2 separate regions of the Homo sapiens genome follow, and region 1 is linked to region 2. A link is an interaction called in ENCODE POLR2A ChIA-PET data of the cell type or tissue named here. Cell type or tissue: K562. All regions are shown on one strand. Each heading gives the region's core, and the rest is flanking DNA. Links, peaks and the distances in the headings are about the cores only.

Region 1 (15,899 bases), core at 6,692-11,691, 99 kb before region 2:
GCAATGAAACAGTAACACTTACTTAGCATTTTAACTACATTTTAACCAAAGTATTTGAATTGTGTATAAAGGCGCTCTATCAGATAATCTCCACAATACAATCAGGCAGGAAGGTATAAATATCTATTTTTTCTACATAAACAACAGCTTTAAAAATGAGTATTTTTTGTATTAAGTTAAAAAAAAAATTTGAAATCTCAAGACTTTCAGACTGGTACTTAAAACTCCATAGGAGCCGGGCGCGGTGGCTCACGTCTGTAATCCCAGCACTTTGGGAGGCTGAGGTGGGCAGATCACGAGGTCAGGAAATCGAGACCATCCTGGCTAACATGGCGAAACCCCGTATCTACTAAAAATACAAAAAAATAGCCGGGCGTGGTGGCGGGCGCCTGTAGTCACAGCTACTCGGGAGGCTGAGGCAGGAGAATGGTGTGAACCCAGGTGGTGGAGCTTACAGTGAGCCGAGATCATGCCACTGCACTCCAGCCTGGGCGACAGAGCGAGACTCCAGCTCAAAAAACAAAAAACAAAAAACAAACAAAAACTCCATAGGAAACTTGTAATCCTTAAGATTCACCATAAAACTTAATTGAGCATACCAACACTGACATTTGATGTGAGAAGAAATGTACTGTGTGTTTAAGTTTTCACTGATGAAAAGAAATGATTTCGGAAATATTTTTATTACTGGAGGGACAGAAAAACTGAAACTCTGAGAAAGAAAATTTTAGCTCATCTAAGGATTTAAAAAAGACTAATCAATTAAAAGAGTTTAATGCCTCTATTTTAGGAACTGATTTTATCAGTGTTGAAATAAATTGAGCATTGCTGTCTCCCTATGACCTGAAATGACCTCTATGTAATATCAGATACATTTAAACTTACTAGAATTACACGACTAAAAACCCTAGAGATAAAAATTATTTAGTATCAAATTGTTGATGTATTTTGGGGGGCATGGATGATTTGAACTTTTAAAATCTCTATAAAAATATTAGTGGAACTATTTACCTGATCATTCATAACGATCATGGTGCGGGTGAAGAGATCATGATGAGTAATTATGCCAGTAAACCACTGGGTGGCAGAGTCTTGTCTATATACTCTCACTCTGTATCCATTTAAGGAATAAGGACCTTAAAAAAAACACAAGAAACAGAAACATCTTAAATGGAGACATCTTCATTTAATAACTGCCTTTTAGAAGAAACATGAGCTAGTGTATAATAGTAATATATCCAACTATCAGTTTTCAAAAAAATGTTTTAGAAGTAAATATCCTTTCAAATGAATCATTCTGAAGTTACTATATACACTGCACTAGACCCACATACTTCCTGATTCAATAGAAATAAAATACTTTAAGAGAGAAGGAAGGTTTCTAGGATCACGAGTTAATAAGAGAACAGTTCAAAATGCAAAGTTATAGTAGTGTAGAATGCAGTAAGGTTATGAAGCTACTTAGTAAGATTGCAGTAGATGACTACATGGTTGAAACAGAAAGATTAACTTGCAACTTGATGTTTGTTTGAGTCTTCTAGTTGCCAAAACTTTACCATAAACAACTATAAATTTTGATTTGCTATCACAGCCAGAAAAAGTTGCTAAAAGTCTTAAAAAAGAGATTGGCTAAGTGAATGTATACATATAGCACTAAAAATTTTTAACGAAATATGGTACACTTTTGTGCTAAACTCACTTTTTCAAAGGATATTCTTGTATAGATATCCATTAGAAAATAATAAAAAATATTAAACATATTTATCTGCAGATATTCAGATATGCCTAATAAAACAAGTCACTCTACAGAAGAGGATACTGAGATGAAAACGATCTTTAATTCACAGGTATTAAAATGGTATCAAATACTTTAACAAAGAACTGTAAGGGAAAAAACTGCTGTACCTTAATAATTTACAAAGTGCTTTCAAAATTTTCAAGTGCTTATTTAATTCTCTCTCCTAAGTATTGTTAGCCCTTTTACAAAAATCAAGAAAGTGAGAGGTTGACAGATTAGGTAAAATTTTAAGTCAAAGATCTGGGACTGAATTTATTTTTCTGATATTCCTTCTTCTACAGTTGTAACAGATTCAACAATCCTTTGCCAGCTTTAAATATATATATATAAATCAATGAACTGTAGAAAGTATTCCATATGACCTGTAAATTAAATACTTTCATCTAGAGAAAAGTGAAGATGTTGACTGGCTATAATTTAAGGGAGGTGATGCGTAAACACTGTTTAGTAGCCATATCCATTATATGAACTTCAGTCTTTTCTAACTATTGAAGAATAAGACTCCATATTATTTTTTCTAAATAATATAGGACATGCTTATAGAGTAACTCCAAATATGATCAGTTTTCAATTCCCATTAACAAACAGTTTACACTGGTTTGTTCCCACTACTTAACATAGCTTAGAGTCAGCCTCACACAATTCTGCATAGAATGAATAGGGACTATACTGCCCCTTAATCTTTTCTCCTCTAAGGATACAATGCAGAAACAAAATATTATTTTTTAAAAATTTGCCTGGTTTCTTCAACAAATAAATTGCAAGGAAAGGGAAAAAAAGAGCAACAATGGGGATGTACCAAATAATCACAATGTGTGGACCTTTTCTGAATCCCTTGATTTTTAAAAAATAAATCAAACCTGTTAAAATCTTCGACGTTTATAAGACAAATGAAAACTTGAAATACCTAGTATTTTAAATTTAAAAACAATTACTTTTTTCAGAATAATGTTCCAGCATTGTTTTGTTCAAAAAAATGGATAGAATAGGGTGATGTCTGAAATTTGATAGAAGGGGGTATGGATAGCACAGGATCAGCCAAGATTTGATAGTTGTTGGGGCTGGGAGAGAGGTGAATGAAAGTTCACTGAAATATTCTGTTTTTGTATGTGTTTGAAATTCTCCACAGAAAAGTTTAAAGAATATTTAGCCTAGGAAGAATTAAATATGTAGATGATCCACTACTGTACATACCCATATAAAGCAAACAGCTTTGGGATTCTCTCTTGACACTTAATGGCATGGAAGTTGACGGTTGAGATAGATATGGGAATTTAACAACAAAATTCCATTCACAAAGACATTCAACAACAGTTCATGCCATATTGTCTCACTTTCCATTCAATTTCCAAAAAGCTTGTATTTACAATACATGATTTTACTGACAGAAATGGAAATTGCTAAAAATCGTCAAACCCCACTGGTTTGAAGGTCACACGTTGTAACATACTAAACAAAGGAAACAAAAGACTAGTAATTTCTGAAAAAGGTGCACTGAAATAGGCCACTTTTACCAGATACGAAGAACATTCTTCAAAGGAAATCAATTGTGGCTGTGGGCAACCCTCTACTGCAAACAATGCTTCCTTCTCCAGGAAAGACACACCTAAAGAATTCCATAATATGCAGTTTTCTGTCAACAAAACACCTGTGTAGCTGTAATTTCATGACAGGCATTCAGTTCAAATAAAGTTAATACACTTGTGAAATTATCAACTTTCTATCAAAATTATTATCACTCTGCTATTATTTTCCTGGATGTATATAACTCAAAATATTGGACTGGGCCTTCTATTTATATTGCACACAATTGAATAACCAAAAACAAATATGATAAGTTGCCTAGATCCAAAAAAATTTAATGCATAACTTCAAAATAGTTACCTTGCATAAAAATCTCCTGAACCTTTTGTTCCTTTACCCAGACTTTCACTTCCTCATGAAGCTGCGGGTTGTCCCTGAGAACTGGGTTTAGGCTGTCTATGTCGTCCTAGAATTATAGATTAAAAGAAAGGTCCATGTTACGCTCTCCTACCATTAATGTTACCGACTTTCCCTCCTATACGTTCTAAGGACTGAATAAAATTCCTTTGATCTAAATGTATGCAAAAACACAAATTCATGAGTTATAGTTCATTGGCAATTGTGTAACAAAAGAGCATAAGAAATTAATCTGTGGTAAGATTTGACCTTTGACAACAATGTCCTAAAGTCAAAATTTGAAATTAATGTGTTTTCTAACTTTTAAAGTATAGCCTTATTCAAGTCATCTTTTTAAGGGATTCACTATTGGAAGCAATATACAAATGAAATAACATCAGGTCATTTAAAGGTGTTGGCAAAAGAACTGAGGTGAACATTTGAATGACAATAGATACATACACAGATGACTTACTGACCTTCCCATAATACTTAACCTCTAGACTTTGAAACTACTTTTATTCTGTCCTGATTTAAATGTCATCAAATTCAGTTCTACTCACAGTCATCTGACCAGTAATTTTGCTGCTAAAAATTTTATTTCTTGAAACTAGCGCCAAAGCATCCAGACAATTAAAATTACATTATTGATGGTATTACTCTCATAACAGGCTGGATCTAGACATAGAAACAACCAATTCTCTCTCATTGGAGATGTGAATCATACAGTCACGTGATTTCCCACAATTTGCTGGTCTCCCACTGGACTCTGATATTCTGTTCTCTCTCTCTCTCTCTCAAAGTACCTCTGCTGCTCCTGCATTTGAGATCAGCTGCAGGGACACTAGAGTAGCTGAGAAGAATAACAAACCAGCACTGTCAAATGGCAACTATTTTTAAAGTGGACAGGCAGGGCCGGGCGCGGTGGCTCACGCCTGTAATCCCAGCACTTTGGGAGGCTGAGGTGGGTGGATCACAAGGTCAGGAGATCGAGACCATCCTGGCTAACATGGTGAAACCCCATCTCTACTAAAAATACAAAAAAATATTAGCTGGGTGTGGTGGTGGGAGCCTGTAGTCCCAGCTACTGAGGATGCTGAGGCAGGAGAATGGTGTGAACCGGAAGGTGGCACTTGCAATGGGCCGAGATCACACCACTGCACTCCAGCCTGGGCGACAGTGAGACTCCGTCTTAAAAAAAAAAAAAAAGTGGACAGGCAGATCATGGAAACCCGTGAATAGAAAAGAGCTAAACTAAGTGAACTATATCTGATGAATAAAAAACAATTTGGCAACTTTGAAAAGCCAAAAGGTAGCTGAAGTGTAAAAAATAAAAAAGGACCCCTAATCAAGTAGGTCATACTTCACTCTTCTCCAAAGTCTATCCAGGTAAAGTGTTTCCTTCTCATACTGCTTTTTAAGGCACTACTCTGTATTTTTAGAATAGTATTGTGGTAAATATTCTATCTGATATGTACTTAAACATAGTGAAAGCCAACAGGCCAAAGTAAGGGCCTTTAAATTAATTATGTTCCTTGGAAAATACATAGAAGTACTGCTTTACAGCAGAAGAAAATACCAGAATGAAAAACTGTCATACAAATAAGTAGGCAAAATCTGTCATTTTGGGAGAAAGAAATGGGCATTAACATGTCTTTCTTTACTTTGCAAAGAAACTTTCTAGCAATCTCTTTTCTCTGCACCCCCTCAATAATACAGTACACACTTAGAAAGTCCTATCAGACTCTAACCCCCTTAATGCACACCAGCTGACAGTCTAGTCGATAACAAACAGAACATAGGAAACTTTTTGTTTTTGTTTTTTGAGACGGAGTTTTGCTCTTGTTGCCCAGGCTGGAGTGCAATGGCACGATCTCGGCTTACTGCAACCTCCACCTCCCAGGTTCAAGCAATTCTCCTGTCTCAGCCTCCTGAGTAGCTGGGGTTACAGGAGCATGCCATCATGCCTGGCTAATTTTTGTATTTTTAGTAGAGATGGGGTTTCATCATATTGGTTAGGCTGGTCTCAAACTCCTGACCTCAGGTGATCCACCTGCCTCAACCTCCCAAAGTGTTGGTATTACAGGCGTGAGCCACCACATCTGGCCCATAGAAAACTATTTTACAAGGAAAACCATTACTATTTTCAGATATCTCTGACAGCAAGTTCTTTTAAAATTTTTCTCACTTTAAAACTTCCTTACATAGCACTTCCGCCAGGGAGGTCCCCCATCTGCAGTCATGAGTCATTTCAAGTTTATCGATATTGTTATCAACTTGACTGACACCATGTTCAGAGGAATTTATAGGGGGGTTCAAAAGCATCAAGATGATTTACAGGATGTAACAGGGAGAGCTGTCGAGATTGGTGTTAAAAAGTTTATGATTACAGGTGGAAATCTACAAGACAGTAAAGATGCACTGCATTTGGCACAAACAAATCATATGTTTTTCAGTACAGCTGGATGTCATCCTACAAGATGTGGTAAATTTGAAAAGAATAACCCTGATCTTTACTTAAAGGAGTTGCTAAATCTTGATGAAAACAATAAAGGGAAAGTTGTGGCAGTAGGAGAATGTGGACTTGATTTTGACTGACTGCACTTTTGTCCCAAAGATACTCAACTCAAATACTGTGAAAAACAGTTTGAACTGTCAGAACAAACAAAATTACCAATGTTTCTTCATTGTCGAAACTCACATGCTGAATTTTTGGACATAATTAAAAGAAATAGAGATCGGTGTGTAGAGGGAGTGGTGCATTCATTTGATGGTACCAAAGAAGCAGCAGCTGCTTTGATTGACTTGGATCTTTATATAGGATTTAATGGTTGCTCACTGAAAACTGAAACTAATTTGGAAGTTTTGAAGTCAATTCCTAGTGAAAAATTAATGATTGAGACAGATGCACCTTGGTGTGGAGTCAAAAGTACACATGCTGGATCAAAATATATAAAAACTGCATTTCCTACCAAAAAGAAGTGGGAAAGTGGGCACTGCTTAAAAGACAGAAATGAACCCTGCCATATAATTCAAATATTGGAGATAATGTCAGCAGTGAGAGACGAGGATCCACTGGAATCAGCCAATACACTATATAACAATACTATTAAAGTATTTTTTCCTGGAATATAATTGGTATATGTCTTCCACTTTCCATCATGTATGTAAAATTTCATAGTAAAACTTACCGATAGTTTCAGTAAAGAAATTATCTGCAAAAAAAAAAAACCCAAACAAACAAAAACTTCCATACATAACCATCCATATACCTTTTCCATAATATAGGGAATTATAAACTGTTTTTTCTGTGCTGTTTTTTTTTTTTTTTTTCTGAGACACAGTCTCACTCTCCCAGCCCGTAGTGTACTGGGCACGATCTTGACTCACTGGAATCTTCGCCTCCCAAGTTCAAGCGATTCTCCTGCCTCAGCTTCCTGAGTAGCTGGGATTACAGGCGCATACCACCATGCACAACTAATTTTTGTATTTTTAGTAGAGACGGGGTTTCACCATGTTGACCAGGCTGGTCTCAAACTCCTGGACTCAAGCGATCTGCCCACCTTGGCTTCCCAAAGTGCAGGGATTACAGGCATGAGCCATCACGCCTGGCTATAAACTGTTTTAAAGAAGCATTGCCAACACCGTGCAGACAAGTACACCTTATAAAACCAGTTGACTGTGTTGGAATTTTACAACTTATAACTCATTTATTTATATCTTATTTATTCAACAGGTTAAAATAATGGGCTATAAAACCAGTTGCCTATGTTTAAATTTTATAAGTTATAACTACTAGGATATATAATCTATTTCTTCAACATTTATTTATAAATATTTTTTGTTTTGTTTTGTTTTGAGATGGAGTCTCACTCTGTCGCCCAGGCCGGAGTGCAGTGGTGCAATCTCGGTTCACTGCAACCTCCACCTCCCGGGTTCAAGAGATTCTCCTGCCTCAGCCTCCTGAGTACCTGGGATTACAGGTGCCCACCACCAAGCCCGGCTAATTTTTGTATTTTTAGTAGAGACGGGGTTTCGCCATGTTGGTCAGGCTGGTCTCAAACTCCTGACCTCTTGATCCGCCTGCGTCCGCCTCCCAATGGGATTACAGGCATGAGCCTCCGAGCCCAGCCTTATAAATATTTTTTCAACAGGTTAAAATAATGGGCTCTATTTCCAAGATCATTAAACAATATACAAATATTTTTCCAACAATAAACCATTAATTATCTAGCGGAAATAGCATACCATTAAAAACTGTTAAATTGAGTCCCTTTACTGATAATGACTTTATGTAGGTTCAAACTCTGGTCTCTCAATCTCCTCATCTATAAAGCAGAGTTACTAATATTTCCCTCTTTTTCTATCTTAATAAATGTTTTAATAAGATTTTTTCTTATGTACAAAAATTAGCTTTCTTAAAATATCTAATTCTGATTTATGACATTTGAGTGCTGAATGATGTGAACTACCTGGTTAATTAAAACCCACAAAAAGTATCCCAATGCACTGCCTGATTTATGACAGGCATTGTTGTTGAATTCCTCCCCCTCGTCTACATATAGTACTTTGTAAGTTACAGGGATTTCTGTTACATCATCATTCCCATTTTAAAGAGGATTATTAAAGGTTAAATGAGCAAATCTTGAAACAAAGCCAAATAGGTTTTTTATATATATATTTACTGACTTGAATAATTTTGTAAAGGTGCTAAATGTTAGACAGAAGTCAACAAGGCTGACTTACAGATAAGAGAAATTAAGGGTCTGGAATTAAAAACTAGCTATGAATATCCACTATCTTTCACAGAATTTAAAAGGTCTTCAGCTGTGCCTTGAGCTCGTGTGAGATTAAAAATCCACTTAATGGGCCGGGTGCGATGGCTCACACTTATAATCCCAGCACTTTGGGAGGCCGAGGTGGGTGGATCACGAGGTCAGGAGTTCGAGACCATCCTGGCCAACATGGTGAAACCCCATCTCTACTAAAAATACAAAACCTAGCTGGGTGTGGTGGTGGGCGCCTGTAATCCCAGCTACCAGGGAGGCTGAGGCAGGAGAATCGCTTGAACCCAGGAGGCAGAGGTTGCAGTGAGCCGAGATTGCACCACTGCACTCCAGCCTAGAGACAGAGCGAGACTCTGTCTCGAAAAAAAAAGAAAAAAATCCACTTAATGGCACAGTCTTCACATTTCACACTTTAAAGACAGTAACTATAAGTAGTTACCTATATATAGTTCTTATCTTGAATAACTAATACCTATTAATTTTTCAAAAACAAGTCACCTAAGCTAATTGAAGAGACAGGACCCTCTATGAACCTCTCCTCCTATGTAAACTGTATCCTATTTGAGCTACTAGTTATAACCTCCAGCAAACGACAAATGGAAAAAAATCAGTTCACTAAGCATCTGCTTTATTAGAAATGTATACAGAACACAGAAAAAGTTCAAAAAACATCTTAAATGAGGTTTGGGGGTACATCAGTCACTTGTGTGTTGTTCCTCCTCTTGCAAAGATAGACATGAACTCTAATTGAACATTAGTGAGACACCTTAATGTACTGATACACAAAAATAGCTACCATAAGGCCAGGCGCGGTGGCTCACACCTATAATCCCAGCACTTTGGGAGGCCGAGGCAGGTGGATCACCTGAGATTAGGGGTTCGACCTGGCCAACATGGTGAAACCCCGTCTCTACTAAAAATACAAAAATTAGCCAGGTGTAGTGACACACGCTTGTGAATCCCAGCTACTGGGGAGGCTGAGGCTGGAGAATCACTTGAACCCGGGAGGTAGAGGATGCAGTGAGCTGAGATGGCGCCATTGCACTCCAGCCCGGGCAGCAAGAGCGAGACTGCATCTCCAAAAAAAAAAAAAAAGCTAACCTAAAGGTGCATTTACTATGGCAGACACTATGCTGGGTACTTTCCATACAGTATCAATTGTAACAACTTTGTGAGCTGATATACACAGTATGTTCAGAGAGGTTCATGGTTACAAGCAGGAAGTGACAGAGCTGTTATCTGAACTTAGTTCTGTGACTTCCAGGGCTCAGGTTCTTCTCCCCCACCCCCCCCTTCCCTCCACATACACTCTCTCTCATTAGCACAATCAAAAGAAATGAAAGTTTACTATTATTGCCTTTTAAAATTTGACACATTTCTTTATATGTAAGGGGTAAAAGGCAACATTATCTTATAAACTGAGGCTGACTCAAAAGCAAAGAACAACGGGTGGAAGATACCTTTCTATAAACTTCTAACACTGGTTATGTGACATTCCACATATAGAAATAGTCAAATACTCATCAAAGAGAGGAGACTTAGGGTGGCAAACTCATGCAATCTTATAATCAGAAAGTGTAAAAGAGAAGAAACCTCACTTTGGTGATGTACCTTAGTCATGATCTACAAATACCCAAATGCTGTTTTTTTCTAGGTTAACACTGTGCTGAATGACTGCTTGGATGATCAAAATAAAGGTATTTTTTCACGTGTACAGGAGGGGATAATGGGGCCGGGTGCGGTGGCTCACACCTATAATCCCAGCACTTCAGGAGGCCAAGGTGGGAGGATCCCTTGAGTCCAGGAGTTCGAGACCAGCCTGAGCAACATGGCGAGATGCCATTGCTACAAAAAATTTAAATATCAGCCAGGCATGGTGGGGTGCGCACCTGTAGTCCCAACTACTCGGGAGGCTGAGATGGGAGGATCACTTGAGCCCAGGAATTCAAGGCAGCAATAAGCTATAATCGTGCCACTGTACTTCAGCCTGGGCGACAAAGCACAACCCTGTTTCAAAAAAAAAAAAAAAAAAAAAGAGAGAGAGAAGGACATGATGGAGTAAAAGGCTGAAATCAGGCCGGGTGTGGTGGCTCATGCCTGTAATCCCAGCACTTTGGGAAGCCGAGGTGGGTGGATCACCTGAGGTCATGAGTTCAAGACCAGCCTGACCAACATGGTGAAACCAAACCTCATCTCTACTAAAAAATACAAAAAAAATGTATTTAGGTGTAGTGGTGCGCATCTATAATCCCAGCTACTCGGGAGGCTGAGGCAGGAGAATCCCTTGAACCTGGGAGGCAGAAGTTGCAGTGAGCCTAGATTGTGCCACTGCACTCCAGTCTGGGTGGCAGAGTGAGACTCTCAAAGAAAAGGTTAAAATCAGGCTGGAATGTGTATTTTGACAGTAAGACTACTGTACTAACATAATTTTAGGTGATTATGTACTTTCTACTTAATTCGAAAGAAAAAAATAACCATCTAGGTAATATAAAACATAAGCTCAGAACACTAAAATATTCAGATATGCCTAGTTAGGTTTAATGACACCAGTATTATGAAAATGTTAAAAATATACACAACTCATTTCCTAAGATAATAAGGTAGAGTGCTCCTTGCCAGTTCAAGAAATATATTATTTATGTCACACATAGTCTCATTTGACTGCTGACAAAAAACCAACAAAGGGTGGTTAGTTTCTAAGTGACAGAGAAGACTGGCTTAATAACGTAACAGATTTGCTCAAAAGTCTCAACTGATGTCTAGAGTAGCACTTTCATTTTAGGATAAAAGAAATATCACAAAACTGCAGCAGTTTCTCCTCCTTTGGACAATTTCTGATAGATAATGACTGAATGCTCACTTTCAAATTGATACTGATATGTGTGGCTTATTAATGGAATGATTTTCCCCTCTGCTATAAAACCCTTGACCTTTGTGGTAACATCCAGTGTGCTTTCTTAAATTCCATTCCATGACATAAATTTCTCCATAAAAACCATCTTTGATAGTATAAGAGTTACCATAAAAGCAATTATTTTGTATCCTGAACATCAGATTAGGTGATTGAACATGTTTTGCCATACCAGTTTCGCCAGTCATAAATTCATGGTTTAGCAAAACTACAAATAGTTGCTTGTTCTTAGATCCCTGAGATTGCTGGCAACAGTTTTAAAACGTGAATGTTAAGTCCACAAGAGTGACATTAATTTTTACCACACCACATCTTTTTAACTTATACAAGAATCCATTTTGCTAATAAGGATTTGCTGGGACAAGAAATATATAAAGTTTGAAAGTTGCTACAGGGGTGCTCAAAAAGCAAAGCTGTCTATACCACCTGCAGTTAACTAAATGAAGGTACCGCTGAAGGCTTCCATGTATTTTCATGAATTATAATAAGGGCTAGCAAACATTTTTTGTAAATGGCCAGAAAGTTAATATATTAGGCTTTATGGGCCATACCAGTTGTCACAACTACTCAACCCTGCTGTTACAGCAGAAAAGTAGCTAAAAAAATACCATAAAAATACATAAATGAATGAGCATGGCTATGTTCCAATAAATGTTTCTATATTAGCATTCTATGAAATTTGAATTTCATAGAATGTTTAGGTGTTATGACATATTCTTCTTTTTGAGTTTTTTTCAACTGTTTAAAAATCTAAAAGTAACTGGACACAGTGGCTTGTACCTCTAATCCTAGCTACTCAGGAGGCTGAGGTGGGAGGATCCCTTATGCCCAGAAGTTCAAAGCTACAGTGAGGTATGATCACTGTAGTCACTGTACTCCACCCTGGGTGACAGAGGGAGATCCTGTCTCTAAAAAAATTAAAAAGGAAAAGATAAAAACAAGAAGCAGGCTGGATTAGCTTGTAGGTACAGTTTGCCTTTTCCTAATTAAAAACAACAAAACAGAACAACCAGTATGAAGCAAGATTAAAAACTTCTACATCAATGTATCAAATACAATTTTAAATATACTAATGCAATTTGATCTAACTGACTGCAAACTCTTATTTCCACAAATGCTTGAAATATATACAATCAGGAGCACAGGAAATTAAATCAATACCAAATCCTTTTCACCAGTAAAGACAAAAATATCTTAAGGTAAATACATTATTTAAACTTTCACAAGTAAATGAGTTTCCCTGATTTATTCTGGACAATGCTTAGCCTTCCAAATATAACAATATACTTGATTTTAATGTACATAATTTAGGAAAAATTATCTAATTTGCAAGATAAGATTTCCTCCATTAGGTCAATGACTATTACATTCAGAGATTGGAATCATCATCTTCTCTGGGCTCTCAAGTAAAGTAAAAATGAGAATATGCATTAAAAAGTAAGAGATATTATAAAGATAGTCTACCTGATTTATTAAGGACACGATAGATTAATCTCTTAAGCTCTCTATGTAGGTGTGTGTGTGTCTGAGTACATATAAATATAAATAAATACTTTTTTAAAAAAAAGGAAACATATTAAAAGATTTCACATAATTAAAAGCAAGGGGTAATTAAGTCTCCGTATACAAAATTTCATCATTTGATTAGCTGTGGTTAATTCAGACGTCTAGAATCCAGACTATCATTTAAACTAAAGCAATAAAATGTCTATCTTTCCAAAACGTAATTATACATAAAGATTCGGATGGGGCTACTCTGGGCACACTGCCTACAGGGTAGCCCTGCTCCATGAGCAGCAGTTTAAAAAAAAACAAACAAAAAAACAGATTAAGATGGTAGGAAGAAATAGGACAACAATTTATACTATCCATGTAATTATTTTCTCATTCATACAATCAAGAAGATAATATAAAATATGCTTAGTCTTTCTAAATTATTTACATTCTGCAACTAGATGAGACAAATTTAGTTTCTGAATAGAATTGATGAAAGGAGTAAATATAATAAAACTCTATTTTCATTTATTGTAACTGGAAATAGTCTAGAAATGGAAGTGACATTCAGAAAATCAGAATGATGTTTAGATTTATTTTTTTATTGGCTAAAAAAGGATTGTTGTACCAGGGGAAAACAGCAAACACCAACATTTTAATCTGTTATAATTATTACATTTTTGCATTCCAATAATATTCTTTGCATTCGAGTTTTATTTTTATTTAGAAACAAAACAAAGTGATGAATGACTGTGATCCCACACTGATCTAAAGAAAGCAATTTCAGTAAAAGGCTATTTTAAAAAACCCAAAATAGGTTTAGGTTTTTTTCCTAAAAATTAACATACTGGTAAGCATATTCATCAGATATGGAGGCCTAAGTGGAATTGGTAACTTGAAGTGAACCTTAAAGACAATGTCTAGCATGTCCACGGGCAAATCATTAAATTTGGCATTAAGTCTGTCTACACATAAAATGAAAATAAGCTGGGTGCAGTGGCTCATGCCTATAATCCCAGCACTTTGGGAGGCTGAGGTGGGCAGATCACCTGAGATCAGGAGTTCGAGACCAGCCTGGCCAACATGGTGAACCCTGTCTCTATTACAAATACAAGAATTAGTCGAGCATGGTGGCGCTTGCCTGTAATCCCAGCTACTCAGGAGGCTGAGGCAGGAGAATCCGTTGAACCTGGGAGGCAGAGGCTGCAGTGAGCTGAGATCAAGCCACTGCACTCCAGCCTGGGCAACAGAGCAAAGACTCTGTTTCGAAAAAATTCCACCACTTCTTTACCCTGCACTTTTTACAAGTTTTGAATACCATTCATTTTCACAGCATCAACATTTAATCATAAGAATTTAAGAAACATATTAACTTGTATAATATGCAGAAGGCTCCACAAACATAAGAGCTAAATGTTTTGTCCATTTCATAAAATGGTAACTGTAAATACAATTGGAGCTTTAAGTTGCATTCACAATGGTAGTTACTTAAACCCTGGCTCTATTAAAATTACAAAAACTTAGCTGGGTGTGGTGGCACACACTTGTAATCCCAGCTACTTGAGAGGCTGAGGCATGAGAATCACTTGAACCCAGCAAGCAGAAATTGCAGTGAGACAAGATCATGTTACTGTACTCCAGCCTAGGTGACAGAGTGAGACTGTCCCCCCCCCCAAAAAAAATAAATAAAAAATAAAATTTGACCACCACATATTGCCACAAAATTGTCTCCAAATGCTAGTGGGAGAAAGGAGGCTTTCTACCACACAAGGTTAATGCAATGTTATTTCAAAATATTTCTAACATAATTCTGAGTCTGTATTGTCAATTTTGGTGATGTGATTCTGTACAACACATAATATAATAAAATCTAAAAATTACCAGATTTATCATCATTGTTAAGTTTTTAAGTTGTAAGCAGAATTTTAAATTATTATAACTTTTAAGGAACCTCTTGATTCTCTGTATACATTCCAAACATGAATATTTTAGAGCCAAGCACTTGGGACACTATTTACACACCAACACTCCCCCCTCAAGAAAAAACCTTAAACTATGCAAGCAAGATCTTAATGCACACAAATCAGAATTAAGCTGGTAGTACAGGATTCACTCAACTGTGATCCTAAATTTCTGTGATTACTTTGATTTTCTAAATAAGATGGGAAAACTGTCAGTTTAGAGAACAGAACTGACTTCAACGGCAATTAAGCCCAGCTTTTTACAAAGCAAGCTTTAGAAGCAATGACTTACTGCAATTAGCCTGGTGGCCTTAAGAATTTCCTGCCAAACACAATCAAAAACACTGATTAGTTATAGAAATCAATGAGCAAGCCCGAGATCTGTATGGAATCAAATGGTGGCAGGGCCTATACAGGAACTGCAAGTATATAAAACAAGGAAATAGGCCGGGCACAGTGGCTCATGCCTGTAATTCCAGCACTTTGGGAGGCCACGGCGGGCAGATCACTTGAAGTCAGGAGTTCGAGATCAGCCTGAGCAACATGGTGAAACTCCGTCTCTACTAAAAACACATAAATTAGTTGAACATGGTGGCACACACCTGTAATCCTAGCTACTCAGGAGGCTGAGACAGGAGAATCGCTTGAATCCAGAAGGCGGAGGTTGTGGTGCACCAATATTGTGCCATTGTATTCCAGCCTAGGCGACAGAGCGAGACTCCGTCTAAAAAAATATAAAATAAAATAAAACAAGAAAATAGACTATCTCCTTTACTCTTTTTTTCCTCTAGACAGAGTCTCGCTCTTGTCACTCAGGCTGGAGTGCAATGGTGTGATCACAGCTCACTGCAGCCTCCGTCTCCTGGGTTCAAGCAATTCTCCTGCCTCAGCCTCCTGAGTAGCTGGGATTACAGGCACTGCCACCATGCCCAGCTAATTTTTTGTATTTTTAGTAGAGATGAGGTTTCACCATGTTGGCCAGGCTGGTCTTGAATTCCTGACCTCATGTGATCCACCTGCCTCGGCCT
Region 2 (15,899 bases), core at 3,819-8,818:
TCCTATCCTGGCCTCCCAAAGTGTTGGCATTACATGTTGGGATTACAAGTGTCAGCCACCACCCCCAGCTTGATCTTTTCTTTTCCCATGTCTAATATCTTGAAATCACCATCCAGTGATTTCATTTGTGTTGTTCACCTCTAAATGTTCATTTGAGTCTTTTTTATATTTTACATTTCTCTTATGTTAATGTTTTACTTTAAATCCTTGAGTATACTGAGTATATTATAATCATGCCCTTTTCTGCCATTTCCTTCATTCTGTCATTATTGCATCTGTTTCTGTTGTTTGCTCCTTTAAATATTCTGTTACTGGTCCAAAAATATACGAACTGATAATAACATGTCCAGAACTCTTACGTAAGTTCAACATTCCTGGGACATCAATACTTGTGATTTTCTAAACAAACTGGAATTTAAAAAAAAAAAGTTTCTTTGGCATAGATAATTTGAGAAGTACTGACCTAGACTTTTAGGTTCAGGGTTAATATGGACATATTTTCTCTATACTTTGGTTAGCTTCACTAACCAATGTATTTCATCATCTTCACTTCATTTATCTCTTTCAACGTTTCCTTAAATGGGTCTGCTCATTTCAGTGCCTCATCTAAACTTATTTTTAATATTAAGGTTTGAAAAACCTTCTGGTATCTGTATTCTTGATAAAAATTTTTATTATGGCTTTAATATCTGAATGACAACTTGGTGGGATTTAAAATCTAGGTTCTCTTCAAACCTTAAAAAATGCTCCCAGCACTCTGGGAGGCCAAGGTGGGCGGATCACAAGGCCAGGAGATCGACACCATCCTGACTAACATGGTGAAACACCGTCTCTACTAAAAATACAAAAAATTAGCCGGGTGTGGTGGTGGCCTGTAGTCCCAGCTACTCGGGAGGCTGAGGCAGGAGAATGGCGTGAACCCCGGAGGCGGAGCTTGCAGTGTGCTGAGACTGCGCCACTGCACTCCAGCCTGGGCGACAGAGCGAGACTCCATCTAAAAAAAAAAAAAAAAAAAAAAAGCTAATACATTTTCTGCTTACATTCAAGAGTTACTGCTGAAAAAGTGTGATGCCAATCTAATTCTTCTTCATTTGTTTGTGACTTTTTTTTTTCCCTCATCTCTGCAAGTCTTTAGCATTTTCTTTATCTCTGGCAGTCTTATATTTTAACTTTAACGTATGTTGTGTTTCTTTCTTCTCTCTTGACTCTGAACTCCTTTTAATCTGAAATTTCTCACCTCTCTCTTTTCTCTCTCACTTTAATTCTAGAAAACTATCCCTTTTATCCCTTTAAGTATTTATTCTCCACTTAAAAAAAATTATCTCCCTTCTTAGATTCCTATCTTCTGGATGTCAATACCTTTATTTCTGTATTTGATAGCTGTCAATTTTTCTTTTATATTTGCTATTTCCTTGTCCTTTTATCCCCGTGAAATATTCTCTTTAATCTTCCAATTAACAATTTTGTTCTTCAAATAGATCAATTCTGTTATTCATCTTTTTGTTTGTTTGCTTGTTTTCTCCACGACAGAGTCTCGCTCTGTTGCCCAGGCTGGAATGCAGTGGTGCTATCTTGGCTCACTGCAACCTCCACCTCCAGGTTCAAGCAATTCTCCTGCCTCAGCCTCCTGGGTAGCTGGGATTACAGGCACATGCCACCACACCCAGCTAATTTTTTTGTAGTTTTAGTAGAGACAGGGTTTCACCATGTTGGCCAGGCTGGTTTCAAACTCCTGACCTCAGGTGATCCACCCGCCTCAGCCTCCCAAAGCGCTTGGATTACAGGCATTAGCCACCATGCCTGACTCAACTAATTGTTATATTTTTAGTAGAGATGGTGTTTCACCATGTTGGCCAGGCTGGTCTTGAACTCCTGGCTTCAAGTGATTCGCCTACCTCAGCTTTCCAAAGTGCTGGGATTACAGGAGTGAACCACCATGCCCAGCATATCTTACATTTTGTATTATGTTTTTGATATTGAGTAATTTTTTCTTTTAGATTTTATTTCATATTATCTTCCTCTAATATTTTTAATACATTTATTAGGATAATTTTATATTCATCATTTGTCTAATCTAGTATTTCTACTACTAATGGCATCTGTAATCCAGTATATTATTTTTCTTTCCTTTGAATGTTTTATTTGGTCTGTGTGCTCATTTTCTTCTAGGAAAATACATTTAAGCAATGTATATAGACGATGTCAGCCCACAATCACTGTCAGCCCCATTGAGCTCAAGACATACAGGTGGAAAATACCTAAGGTGGAATATTCCAGGCAGCAGAAAACTACAATCTCTCATCTTTTCTCAAAACAATTCCTTGGGAAAGTAGCTTCACTATTTTTTCACATGTTAAAGCATCTAAATGGAGACTCTTCTTCGACTATTGTGATAACATGAAATATATATTTGTTTTTTGTCTCCATTTCCTGACATACAGCTTCTAAAATCCTTGTAGATACAGGCACTAGGAGAATCTTTTGTTCTAATATTTGTCCTTTGACTCCTGGTTCCTGACACCGAGCTCCTAAATCCCTAGGAATTTCCTAGGTGACAGAAGACTCTTTTGTTCTAATGAGGCAATCTTGGTGGGCTTCTAGATAGCCCCAGGATGGTGCTTGTTACCAAGGGAACCAACCATGTGTTTAGAGAGTTGGAAAGTTCATAGCCCCACCCCAGACCTCCAGGGAGAGGAGAGGGGCTGAATTGAGTTGATCAACAATGGCCAATTATATAATCAATGATGCCTATGTAATGAAGTCTCCATAAAACCCCCTAAAAATAGAGTTTGAATGAGGTTCCAGACTGGTGTACAAGAACACATCCACGTGCCAGGTGGGTGGCACACACAAACTCCACAGGGATGAAAGTTCCTGTTCTCTGGACCCTTCCAGATCCCATCCCATGTATCTTCATCTGGCTATTCATTTGTATCCTTTAAAATATTCTTTGTAATAAATCGGTAAACATAATAAGTAAAGTGTTTCTCTGACCTTTGTGAATTGCTCTAGCAAACTAATTGAACATGAGAAGGAGCTGGTCTATAGCTGATCAGTGAATTTTATAGCTGCTCAGTCAGAAGTATAGGTGACAACCTACTACTTGCGATTGTCATCTGAAGTGGGAGGCAGTCTTGTGAGATTGAGTCCTCAATCAGTGGGATCTGACGCTAGCTGTAGGTAGACAGCGTGAAAAAATAATTCAGTTGGAGGATATCCAGCTCATGTCTGCTGGAGATCTGCTAGGTGTGTAAGAAAATACCCCAACACATCTGGTGTCAGAAGTGTTGTGTTGAGTCGACAGTGGAAAAAACAATTTGGTTTGGTTTTTCCTGCATCTCTTACCAACTATAGCGTATTAGCACTGAGAACTGTCTGGGTAAGAGGTAGGGAAGCAAAAGTTCATTTTTTAAATCCACTCAGAAGGAAAGGGCCTCTGCACTATCCTGAATTGACTCCTCAAAATATCAAAGGTCTGATACTTTACAAGTGTACGCGAGTTAGGCACCTTTGCTTCAAAGGCGTGAAGAGCTTCAATAGTTCCTTTCCTATTTTTTCTTCTGATAGCCAAGAGGATGCCCTCTCTCTTGACCTGGGACAAAGCTTCTCTATTCCACACACCAGTTCAAAACAGCCTTTCTTCCACCAACCTAGGGGATTTCTCACCATTTGCTCAGAACATTTAGTTTTCCCTTCTAACTGCTGAAGCTGACCTTGGGTGAGGAAGCCAAAAGTCACACTTCTTGAATGTCTTTTAAGGAATCTAAACCAGTTCATTCATTGTAATGATGAAATATCTTCTCATCTGAGTATATTAAGAGGATTTTCCCCCAAAGCTTTCAAAACAGTTCCTTGTATTTTCCTGGCTATTCTTTTTTTCCTACATGTTTATTCTCTCTCATGTTGGGAAAGCTCTTTTCAAATGTTGCACATGCCTTGGTTATCAATTTACATAAAAGAGAAAAGAATATTATTAAAATGAGTGGATGTCAGTTTACTGAGGATCTCACCTAAGGACTCTAAATTTTCAGAATTTTTTTCCTCTGGAAAATTCAGATTTCTACAAAGACAAAATCCCCCTCTAAACTCTTAGTTAAAAGGTATATGCCAACCTGCAGTATATTATGAGCGCAAGAGATGGAAAGTGACTTAGGTGGAAGGGACTCAGTACGATGATTTTAAAGCTGCTAAATTGTAAAATACAAAATGCAAGAAATTAAGATAGAATAGGGTTTAACTTTTTACACTTATTTGAATTGTTAAAAAATTTTCTGGCCAGGCACGGTGGCTCACACCTGTACTCCCAGCACTTTGGGAGGCCGAAGAGGGAGAATCACAAGGTCTGGAGTTCAAGACCAGCCTGACCAACATGGTGAAACCCCGTCTCTACTAAAAATACAAAAATTAGTGGCGCGCTCCTGTAGTCCCAGCTACTAGGGAGGCTGAGGCAGGAGAACTGCTTGAACCTGGAAGGCAGAGGTTGCAGTGAGCCAAGATCGCACCACTGGACTCCAGCCTGGGCAACAGAGTGAGATTCCATCTCAAAAAAAAAAAAAAAAAAAAACTTTTTTTTTTTTCCTAAGTTTGTCAAGGCACAGTTGAGGAAAGAACAGAATCTATATCAAATGTTAATATTAATGTAATTAATATATATTGATGTATATTAACAATTGTTTACGTATCTAGTCATAAATACAGAGGCAGAGCTGGGAAAAGTATTTAATATATATAAAAATTTAACATATACATACATAGATCTATATATGAAAATTAGATAATGTTGAACAAAAAGTAGAGAAGAGAGAAAAGGAAAGAACTGCCGCCTTGGGCAAGACCAAAGCAGCACTGGGTAAGAGTATGCGAGACAGTAAAGTCAACAAAGCTGTAATGACAGCTATGATGGACAGGTAGTGCTAAAGCTGAAACACAAGGAAAAGCCTGTTGGCCACAACAAATTAATTAAGCCTAGAAACAACAGTGGTGCCGGGTACAGTGGCTCACACTTGTAATCCTAACACTTCTGGGAGGCCAAGGCAGACAGATCACTTGAGGTCAGGAGTTTGAGTCCATCCTGGCCAACATGGTGAAATCCCACCTCTACTAAAAATACAAAAACTAGGCTTGGTGGCACGCACCTGGAATCCCAGCAACTCGGGAGGGTGAGGCAGAAGAATCACTTGAACCCAGGAGGCTGAGGTTGCAGTGAGCCAAGATCGCGCCACTGTACTCCACCCTGGGTGACAGAGCAAGACTGTTTCAAAAAAAGAAAGGGGGGAAAGAAACAGCACTGGTATTTTCTGAAGCACAAGTTATAAAACAATGTTATCCATTCAAAAACCAGAAGTCATACTGATAAGAGCACAATAAGGCCAGGTACATAAAACTAAAAAAATTCAAGGCATACTTAGATGTGATATAAAATGAGATGGCTAGTACAATGGCCTGCGGGGGCCATCTTGTGCATTCTCTCAATCTTCAAATGTCTTTGTATTAGAGTTCTCCACAAAAACAGGACCAATAGAGTGTGAGCATATTTGTGTGTGTTTCTCTGTGTGTTTGCATATGTGTGTGTGTATACATATATATATATAGGCTCATTATCTCATATGATTATGAAAGCCAAAATCCCATGATCTGCAGCCCACAAGCTGGAGAAACAGGAAAGCCAGTGGTGTGTCTTGGTTCAAGTCTGAAAAATGAAGAACCAGGAGCACCCACATCTGAAAGCAGGAGACAAGGATGTTCCAGCTCAGAAAGAGCCAATTCATCCTTCGTCTGCCTTTTTTTTTTTTTTTTTCTATGTGGGCCCCCAAAGGATGGACAATATCTGCCCAAATGGATAAGGGTGGTCCTTCCCTACTCAGTCTACTAGCTCAAATGCTAATCTCTTCGGAAACACCCTCACAGACACAGTCAGAAATAATATCTTACCAGGATCTGGGTATCCTGTGGCCCAGTCATGCTTACAACATAAAATGAACCATCACAGTCCTCAACCAACACTATCTCGTATATCCTTAAAACAGAGAAACCAAGGTTCAGAAAAGTTACCTACTGTCACAAAAGTAAGTAAACAGCTAAACCAAAAATCAAACTCGTGTCTATCTAAATCAAGAGATCAAACACAAATGCCAACTAAGATTCTGTGGAGGAGATAATAGTACAAAGTTAGGCCCTTGCTCCAAGAAAGTTCCTGCAGACGGAGATCAGATTTATACACATCAAACAATACAAACCCTGTATTATTCTATATTGACTACAACTTATAAACAAAGAAGCCTAGAGGAAAGAAAGATTCAGAATTAAACAGATTCCTTCATTCAATGAATGCTTCTTAAGAACTTGATATGTGACAAGCACTGGTAACCACAAAGTCAAAGCAGTGTGTTAACAAAACTCCTACCTATAGAGCTCATAATCCTGTGTGAGTGTAGAAATGGCAATAAACAAGTAAACGTGTATGTCAGATGGTGATAAGTGATTTAGAGAAAAATAAGCATTTTCGGGAAGAAAAGAGGTTCCAGGGTGGTGGTTTATACTGGGTAGTCACTGCATGTAAGTCTAATCAGAAAACATTTAATAGAAAAGACAGAACTTGAACTAGGCTTTCAGCTAGATTTTGAGTTAAATTGTAAATTGCTGGAGTCATGAAATCCTTAGCTTGCTTCATACAAACCAAACATACATTTTTACTGTCAGCTGGCTATCTACCTAAAGCCATCATAGGTGGCCTTTATTCTCATAAAATGACAAAGATATATATAGTCTAATTCTTAATATTACAAACTCAGATATCTGATTTTGTAAGCATACTGAGACTAGATGTCCTATTAGGGACAAACTTAGTAATCAAGCTCATAGCTACTGATATATAAACCAGAATGCAAATTTATTACTTTAAAATGATAATTATTAGCTGTTAATTAGTGTAGAAAGCATGGGGATTAACAAATAATACAAACTTTTCCTTAGGAAAGCTAAATCAAAATATTACTTGATAAACACAAATGACGTAAAACAGGGGAATAATAAGCCCAAGAATACTAGAATAGGGTTTCTTCTACCTCAGTGTTTTGGTTTTTTGTTTTGTTTTGTTTTGAGACAAGAGTTTGGCTCTGTCACCCAGGATGGAGTGCTGTGAGGAGATCACAGCTCACTGCAGCCTCAATCTCCGCGCTCAATCAATTTTTATCCAGTTCACCCTCTGGAGTAGCTGAGACCACAGGCACACACCACCCACCCAGCTAATTCCTCCGACAGTGTTTAAATAAGCAATGTCAATTTCTGGCTCTTTGGACCTCTCTTTTCTGTATCTAGAGCCTAAAAAGAACTTTCTTCTTTCCTTCTAAACTCAAAAAAGGAGTAAATACAACTGATTAGATATCTAATTACTAAATTCAATTACATTTTGGTGCCGTCTCTCAAATTCCTTAAGTATGTACTTGACATCCAGTTAACTTATAATATAACTGATAAACAGTTAATTTACCCAAAAATATTTCATTTATTCTGGACACAGTTAAACATAATCCTTCTTAGAATAAACTATAAATCTCAGTGAACTACCTTATTTCCAACTTTTTAGGGATCATATACTTGTTTCCATATCCCTCCAATGTCTTAATGCATATATTCTATGTAGATCAACATACTTATATTTATTCCATTTACATATTAACTGCTAAATCCATCATAGCACAGTTGTTTTTGAATTATAAAAAATTATTTTAAATGACAACAGCAATATAATGAAGACAAAGATGCATATGTGAGCATAATATATTTTAGTACAACTAAGAACATCTTTCACGTAATGAAGTATCCACATAGAGGAACAATGAGCAACATGAATAGGTGACAAATAAGAAATGACATTTGTAATTGACGGGGAAGCGTAACAATTTCTGAGAAGTGTAATAACACAGTGAAAGCCGTGTTTAAAGATGATAAAATGGCCAGACGCGGTGGCTCACGCCTGTAATCCCAGCACTTTGGAAGGCCGAGACAGGCGGATCATTTGAGGTCAAGAGTTCAAGACCAGCCCGACCAACATGGTGAAACCCTGTCTCTACTCAAAATACACTGTACTCCAGCTGGGAGACAGAGCGCAATTCCATCTCAAAAATAAATAAATAAATAAATAAATAAATAAATAAATAAATAAATAAAGATAATAAAATATGGTAACAATTTATTACAATGGCAAGAAATCAGTAATGTTATAAGATACTGCCTATAAAGCCTAACATGAAACACTGAAGGTCCACATCAGACTGGTGGAGGCGGAGAGGTGGACAGACATTGGACACTGACACATTACTTAAAATACCAGGAGCTGGGCCAGGCACAGTGGCTCACGCGTGTAATCCCAGCACTTTGGGAGGCCGAGGCAGGCAGATTACCTGAGGTCAGGAGTTCGAGACCAGCCTGACCAACATGGCGAAACCTGGTCTCTACTAAAAATACAAAATCAGCCTAGCGTGGTGGTGGGTGCCTATAATCTCAGCTAATCGGGATGCTGAGGCAGGAGAATTGCTTGAACCCAGGAAGCAGAGGTTGCAGTGAGCCGAGATCGTGCCATTGCACTCCAGCCTGGGCAACAAGAGTGAAACTCTGTCTCAAAACAAAAAACAAACAAAACCAGGGGCTGGGCATGGTGGCTCATGCCTGTAATCCCAGCAGTTTGGGAGACCGAGACAGGAAGATTGCTTGAGTCCAGGAGATTGAGATTAGCCTAGGCAACACAGTGAGACCCCATCTCTACAAAAAATACAAAAATTAGCCCGGTGTGGTGGCATCCACCTGTAGTCCCAGCTACCGAGGAGGCTGAGGTAGGAGAATCGCTTGAGCCCAGGAGGCTGATGCTACAGTGAGCTGTGAATGCACCACTGTACTCCAGCGTGAGCCACAGACTGAGACCTCGCCTCAAAAAAACTAAAACAAAAAACAGGACAGCCTACAATCTGAAAAGGGGCAAGTGTTATGAGAACACAATAATAATAATATCTGGGGCTTAAAAATACGTTTCTATGTAAACATGCTTCACCTTCATTCCAATACTTTGCTTCATCAATGTAAATAAGCCTACACAACTGTGGTTTTATCTGCTGAAATTCAATTTCTAAAAGGGTGAAACAAATAGAGAAAGTTACTTCATTGCCATTATATGTATATTTCCCCCACCCCCAAGTAAAAGCCTTTTAGTGCTGGCAGAAGAATAAATTTGGGCTAGATATACACCTTCCAGTTACAACTAAGGAAGAAGCTCACAAAAGGTAAATGGACTTCCTAAAGCACAAAGTTACGAGAAGATGTAGTGGAAGAATCCAAGTTTCAGATTTTCATTCTGCTGTCAATGCACTTTCAACTAAATTGCTTTTTAAGGATACTGTATCAAGGGTACACAGAAAAAATTTTTTTTTTTTTGAGATGGAGTTTCGCTCTTGTTCCCCAGGCTGGAGGGCAATGGCGCAATCTTGGCTCACTGCAACCTCCACCTCCCAGATTCAAGCGATTCTCCTGCCTCAGCCTCCCGAGTAGCTAGGATTACAGACATGCACCACCACGCCCAGCTAATTTTGTATTTTTTTAGTAGAGACGGGGTTTTTCCATGTTGGTCAGGCTGGTCTTGAACTCCTGACCTCAGGTGATCCACTTGCCTCAGCCTCCCAAAGTACTGGGATTACAGGTGTGAGCCACCATGCCCGGCTGAAATTTTTTAGAAAAGTAGTAAGGCTAGGCGCAGTGGCTCACGCCTGCAATCCCAACACTTTGGGAGGCCAAGCCAGGCGGATCACCTGAGGTCGGGAGTTTGAGGCCAGCCTGGCCAACATGGCAAAACTCCACCTCTACTAAAAATACAAAAATTAGCCAGGCATGGTGGCAAATGCCTGTAATCCCAGCTACTTTGGAGGCTGAGGCAGGAGAATCATTTGAACCCCGAAGTTGGAGGTTACAGTAAGCCGAGATTGTGCCACTGTACTTCAGCCTGAGCAACTAAAGCAAAACTCCATCTCAAAGAAAAAAAAAAAGAAAGAAAAGAAATATATAAAAATGCTATCCAATTTAGCTTGTCACATATATAAAAAATTTGAGAGGATTAGGGGAAAAAGCTGGCAATATGTTGATAACCTTTGATTTTGCATATACTTAAAAAAGAGCTCCCACTGCAAATTCATTACGAATTGAAATACACACATTTCATAAATGAGGTGAATAACATTATATTTATAGACATGTGATGTTTTGTCTGTATTTCCAGTTTTACTGGTGAGCACTTTATCATGGCTGTTTCATATCAGAAGTAATTTTCTGTTCAAACAACTGAAATTTGCAACATACACATACATAAATGCATAAATATGGGAACAACTTTCATCTGAAACTAAATGTTCTCCCTTTTAGACTGTGTATTTTGAGGGTGTACAGACATGTTTTTACATCTTTGTATTCCAACTTAAATACCTGGAACATACTATAATAAATAGCTAATAAGTAGAATTACACAAAAATGTCTAACTCAGTTTAATATGTACTTTAACTTTGCTAAAAAGAGGGCTGTTTTAATTTATTTGGGACATTTATTCTAGTTACTTTTATTAGTAAGTAAATGTACGTTATATTTTAATTGTATTTCACAAGATCTAGGATTACACTATCATTTCCACAGTGGCAGTGGAACTTGTGAAAACACTGTATTCACGCACTGGAAATTATCTTCACTATTAACAGTAAAAAACTGGCCAGGTGCCCTGGTTCATGCCTATAATCCCAGCACTTTGAAAGGCTGAGGTGGGAGAACTGCTTGAGCCCAGGAGTTCAAGACCAGCCTGGGCAACATGGTAAAACCCCGTTTCTACAAAAAATACAAAAATTAGCCAGGCTTGGTGGCATGCGCCTATAATCCCAGCTACTCAGGAGACTGAGGTGGGAGAATGGCTTGAGCCTGGGAGGTTGAAACTGTAGTAAGCCATGATCGAGCCACTGAACTCCAGCCTAGGCAACAGGGAGACCTTATTTCAAAAAAAAAAAAGAAAGAAAGAAAGAAAGAAAAAAGGAAATTAAAGACTAGCATTCATCTTCTCAAAAATTCCTAAAAGGTATTTTGCAGACTGTGAATAAATTTTGTTACTCATTTGTGTGATAGGATAAGCTAGCAACAGGGCCTGAACAATTATTCAGAAACTTGGGTGAATAAACAAAACTATCTCCATCAATTGAAAAAAAAAAAAAAAGGATATGAACTGAAAAAGTCAACTGCGGGGCCAACACAAAAACACTAAAAAAAAAAAAGAAAAAATCTTGTCAGCAACAATACACTAACTTGACAAATACATAAAAACAAATCCACATATGTATATACAAATGGTCTCTGACTTAGAATGGTTCAACTCAGAATTTTTTGACTTTCTGACATTGCAAAAGCAATACACATTCAGTAGAAATCATACTTTGAATTCTAATATTTTCCCAAGCTAGTGATACACCGTTGATACTCTCTTTCAATGTGGGTTAGCAGCAGTAAGCCACAGCTCCCCGTCAGCCACACTATTACAAAGGGTAAACAACAGAAATTCTATAGTTTATTGTGTTGCCTGATGATTTTGCCCAACTATAGGGTAAGTGTCCTGAGCATGTTTTTTTGTTTTGCTTTGTTTTTTGAGACGGAGTCTCGCTCTGTCGCCCAGGCTGGATGCAGTGGTACAATCTAGGCTCACTGCAACCTCCGCCTCCTGGGTTCAAGAGATTCTCGTGTCTCAGCCTCCCGAGTAGCTGGGACTACAGGCATGCGCCACCACGCCCGGCTAATTTTTTATATTTTTAGTAGAGATGGGGTTTCACCATGTTGGCCAGGCTGGTCTCGAACTCCTGACCTCAGGTGATCCACCTGCCCTGACCTCCCAAAGTGCTGGGACTACAGGCGTGAGCCACCACACCCGGCCCTAAGCACGTTTAAAGGTAGGCTACACTAAGCTATGATGTTTGGTAGGTTAAGTGTACTAAATGCATTTTCAATTTAGAATATTTTCACAACTTACAATGGTTTTTAGAATTTAACATAAGTCAAAGAACATCTGTACATGCTTAGTAAGAGAACACATGTAAATAATTCTATTTATGTAAAAGAAGAAAATGGTATCTTTCTAGTTTACCATAATGCTTTACCATTCATGTTCTACTTTTCTAAAAAAATGAAAGTATTATATATTCATGATTTTAAATTTTATTAGAATCCAAAGGTTTATTACATATAAAGAGGCAATGGCAAAAAAGGGAGAGAATCAAAGACAGTAAGAATATATCTACACTTTCTTCCTCTTAATGTTCACATATTTAAAATATTGAAGTTCCTACTCTCCTATTATCATTTTTTCTTTCTCTTCTTAGGATTATTTCTATTGTTTAGCCTACCTATATCTCATTTGTTCTGAAGATACTTCTACCAGATGTTAATGATCCACCCCCTTTTCACAGATAATATTCTAAAATCAAAAGTTAAAACCATTTCTTCTTTAACAGTCCTCCTCTTTGTATTTCTGAAATTTGGCTTCATCTTCAATGCTCCACTAAAATGCCCAGAATAACACAGCACTTACTCCAAAAGACTTATTGTTCTTATTTTTCCTTTCTAAAATAATTTTAGAATCTAATCATCTCACATCTCTGATATAAACTGTTCAAGGTAGGCATTCCTCTAAGGCTCTGCACAGTCGATTACTCTATGACCTGTATACTCCCCACCTACTTACTTGACTTCATTATCTTCAAGTATCAATTTCATTTTGAATTCCAAATTCATAGTAATAATTTGTTTTCTAAAATACGTACTATCAATAGAAAATTTCCAATGCTAGTATCTCCAACATTTAAAATATAATATGCTAAAACAAAGTTTTTTCTCTCCTTCATTTCTTATTATTCTCCTAGACTCTGGTTTCAAACATAACACTTTTTGTGCATGTAATCAGCTCATTTCTGCCTGAGCTTTCTACTTTACCTCTTGCCCTATAAAAATATGTCCAATCCTCTGTTAAAACTCTTAAACCCACTTCTCATTACTTACTTTTTTCCTATCAAATCTCAATTTTACTTACTTCAATATCCTCGTCCTACAAAATTATATGTGAAACTGCACAATTAGAATTACATTTCCAATACATTCGCTTACATGGTTTTTCATTTGCTTGCCCTATTTTTTTCACTTTTAGATTATGAGGTTTTAACTTGCGATCCAAAGATACATTTCAGGGAAGTCCACAAATCCACTGATAGTCTACACAAAACTGTTCGCCTCCATTTGTTTCTAGGGTGATCCAGACGTTTTAACAGAATGTCAGAGAAGTTCAACACTTCAATAAATAAACATATATATTGAGCCAGTCTCGCTCTGTTGCCCAGGCTGGAGTACAGTGGTGCAATCTCAGCTCACTATAACCTCTGCTTCCCAGGTTCAAGTGATTCTCATGCCTCAGCCTCCCAAGAAGCTGGGACCACACCACAGGCATGTGCCACCACGCCCAACTAATTTTTCTGTATTTTTAGTAGAGATGGGGTTTCGCCATACTGGCCGGCCTGGTTTCAAACTCCTGACCCTCAAGTGATCCCTTGCCTCAGCCTCCCAAAGTGCTGGGATTACATACATGAGCCACAGCACCCGACCTTTTAACAACCAACATACCACAGATTACTGTATATTCCCAGGGTATACACATACTACCCATATTCACTACATGCTCAGAAAGTAACTGCCTATTCTTCACTTAAATATTAATATGCGTATCTTAAAAACCAGTTAACTTCTTGCTTTCCACAAAAGACAATAGCCAACATTTTTCTAATATTATACCATTTACCCTAACTAAAAAACAAAACCAAACTCTATATTAACATTGACTAGATGAAGTCTAAGTTAGGCATGACATCAGACTTCTAAGTGGACCTCAAAATATGACTCCCACAAGAAAATGCAGCTTATATAAGTAAAGTAAGAAAAAGGTTCAGCTGGATAAGCCACCATATGTGTCACTAAATTTGATGTCAATTCATGATTTCTAGGAATTCCCCAAAATTTAATATGATGCACCAACTCTATATTGATATAACCAGTAAGATAATTCAGATGCAGACATCTCAAGCACCATATCAAATAATGAAAACACCTAAGTATCACCTGTGTGATGAATACTGGATCCTTATAATAATGGAGGAATAGACTGTAACCTTGGTGCCAGACTCAGTTTAACTAAATCAAGATGGCAAAGAAGGCAGAGAAAGAAATGAATGGGAAAGAGATCTAGTAATAGCTCTGTAACTTACCAATTGTGTGAGTTTAGGCCTCATTTAACCTTCCAGGTTTCTCAATTACAAAACGGAGATATCTTACATGTTACTTAAATGCCTGATAAATAGTATCAATGATGATAATTATCAATTAGATTTCAAAAAGTAATAATCATCTCTATGTTCCATTTATTTTTATAGGTTAAAGAATCACTTTTCAAATGAAAGGAATTCAAAAGAATATGCTAGGTTGAGAGTTACACATATTTGATTTTTCAACTAGCTGTATGAGGTAGAGATTTTTAACTTATGCTGTCTAGGAATACTGATCTATCACGTGAAAGGCTTAGATTCATTGTTTCTATTATCATTTCCAGTTTTAAACCATTATGCTAATTATCAGACCACAATACATACCATGAATAACAACCCATTTCTCAAAAATAAAAAAAGCAAACCTGTATATTCTATCAGCATTGTTTAAGCTTAATTTTTAGCAACAGAAATATTTCCTAAAAGAAAAACACAGTTTTTATAACACTGGCATATTATTTTTCTTTATAATATAGTAAAATATACAAAATTAATAGATTCTTAGCATTTTTCTATCTACAAATGAAAAACTGTTGACCTTTAAAAGGCATGATACAAAATTTTTAAAACAAATCACATAATACAGCTTCTTAAGAAAAACAATATCCATTCTCCTATTTCTTGCGTATGAGAAAGGCAGGGCTGGGTGTGGTGGCTCACACTTGTAATTCCAGCACTTAGGGAGGCCAAGGCAAGAGGAGCCCTTGAACTTAGGAGTTGGAGAACAGCTCAGGCAACAGGGCGCAACCTCCTCTCTACAAAAAATAAGAAAAATTAGCCAGCCATGGTGGCTGTGGTCCCAATGACTTAGGGGACTGGAGCAGGTGAAGGGCTTGGCCTACGAGGTTGAGGCTGCAACGACTGCACTCCAGCCTGGACAATAAAGTGAGACCCTATCTCAAAAAAAAGAAAAAAGAGAGAGAAAGAAAGGCAAAACACTATTACTGACCATAAATGTCTCCCAAAGCATGAATCTGAATAAAATGTTACCATCTTGTGGTAAACTCACTCACTGCTCTGCAAAAACTTCTAATTTAATTGTAATCTACATGACAATTATGAGGCAGAAACCTAGGAGCATTGCCCACATAATTATTCTTCTGTAAAAAAACGAAGAAAAGGCTTCTACACTATCTCTTCATTTGAGCACTTAAAATTGTCAGAGACTTTTACAATCCTTGCAAATGAAACATAAGGGTCATTTCACCTTGATATAATTTCTTAGTTAAATTTTGAATATTTAAATACAATTTTTCCAGCAAAATATCTGTATCTATAGACAGTTTTCTAAATCCAAATACCAAAATGAAAACACAAAGCAGATCAATTAAAAAAAATAATGTATTAGAATCAGAGGCTATTTGGTATACTGATAAAAAGAAAGTAAGTAACAGAAGTGATTCACTGCACTCCTAAATAACCTTCAGAGACTGTACTGACACAAGGCTTGTCACAAAATACATTAGATGCTGACCCAAGAAGAGGTGGTAGACATACTCCATTATTCTTCAGCATGTACCACTTTT

What was found. ChIA-PET counts read pairs that join two places held together with the same protein. Peaks named below come from ENCODE experiments on the same cell type or tissue, not always from the same donor. Only the 100,000 strongest peaks of a DNase experiment are listed, where the experiment ranks them.
Region 1: POLR2A ChIA-PET joins it to region 2 with 6 read pairs; 3 of 35 experiments call an interaction of 5 or more read pairs at or near these places.

Annotation. Positions count from the first base shown.
Region 1 is chr10:63,216,196-63,232,094 of GRCh38, forward strand. It overlaps JMJD1C (jumonji domain containing 1C), which reads right to left. Exons shown (of 26, transcript NM_032776.3): 4 at 3,683-3,788; 5 at 1,012-1,136. It also overlaps the pseudogene TATDN1P1. Among named protein-coding and RNA genes, the nearest start is that of NRBF2, 91 kb to the left of the region's middle. In K562, for the core only: no CTCF peak of the experiment used is centred there; a DNase peak (open chromatin) is centred at 9,766.
Region 2 is chr10:63,318,260-63,334,158 of GRCh38, forward strand. The region is part of intron 2 of JMJD1C (jumonji domain containing 1C); the gene reads right to left. Among named protein-coding and RNA genes, the nearest start is that of MIR1296, 47 kb to the right of the region's middle. In K562, for the core only: no CTCF peak of the experiment used is centred there; a DNase peak (open chromatin) is centred at 5,852.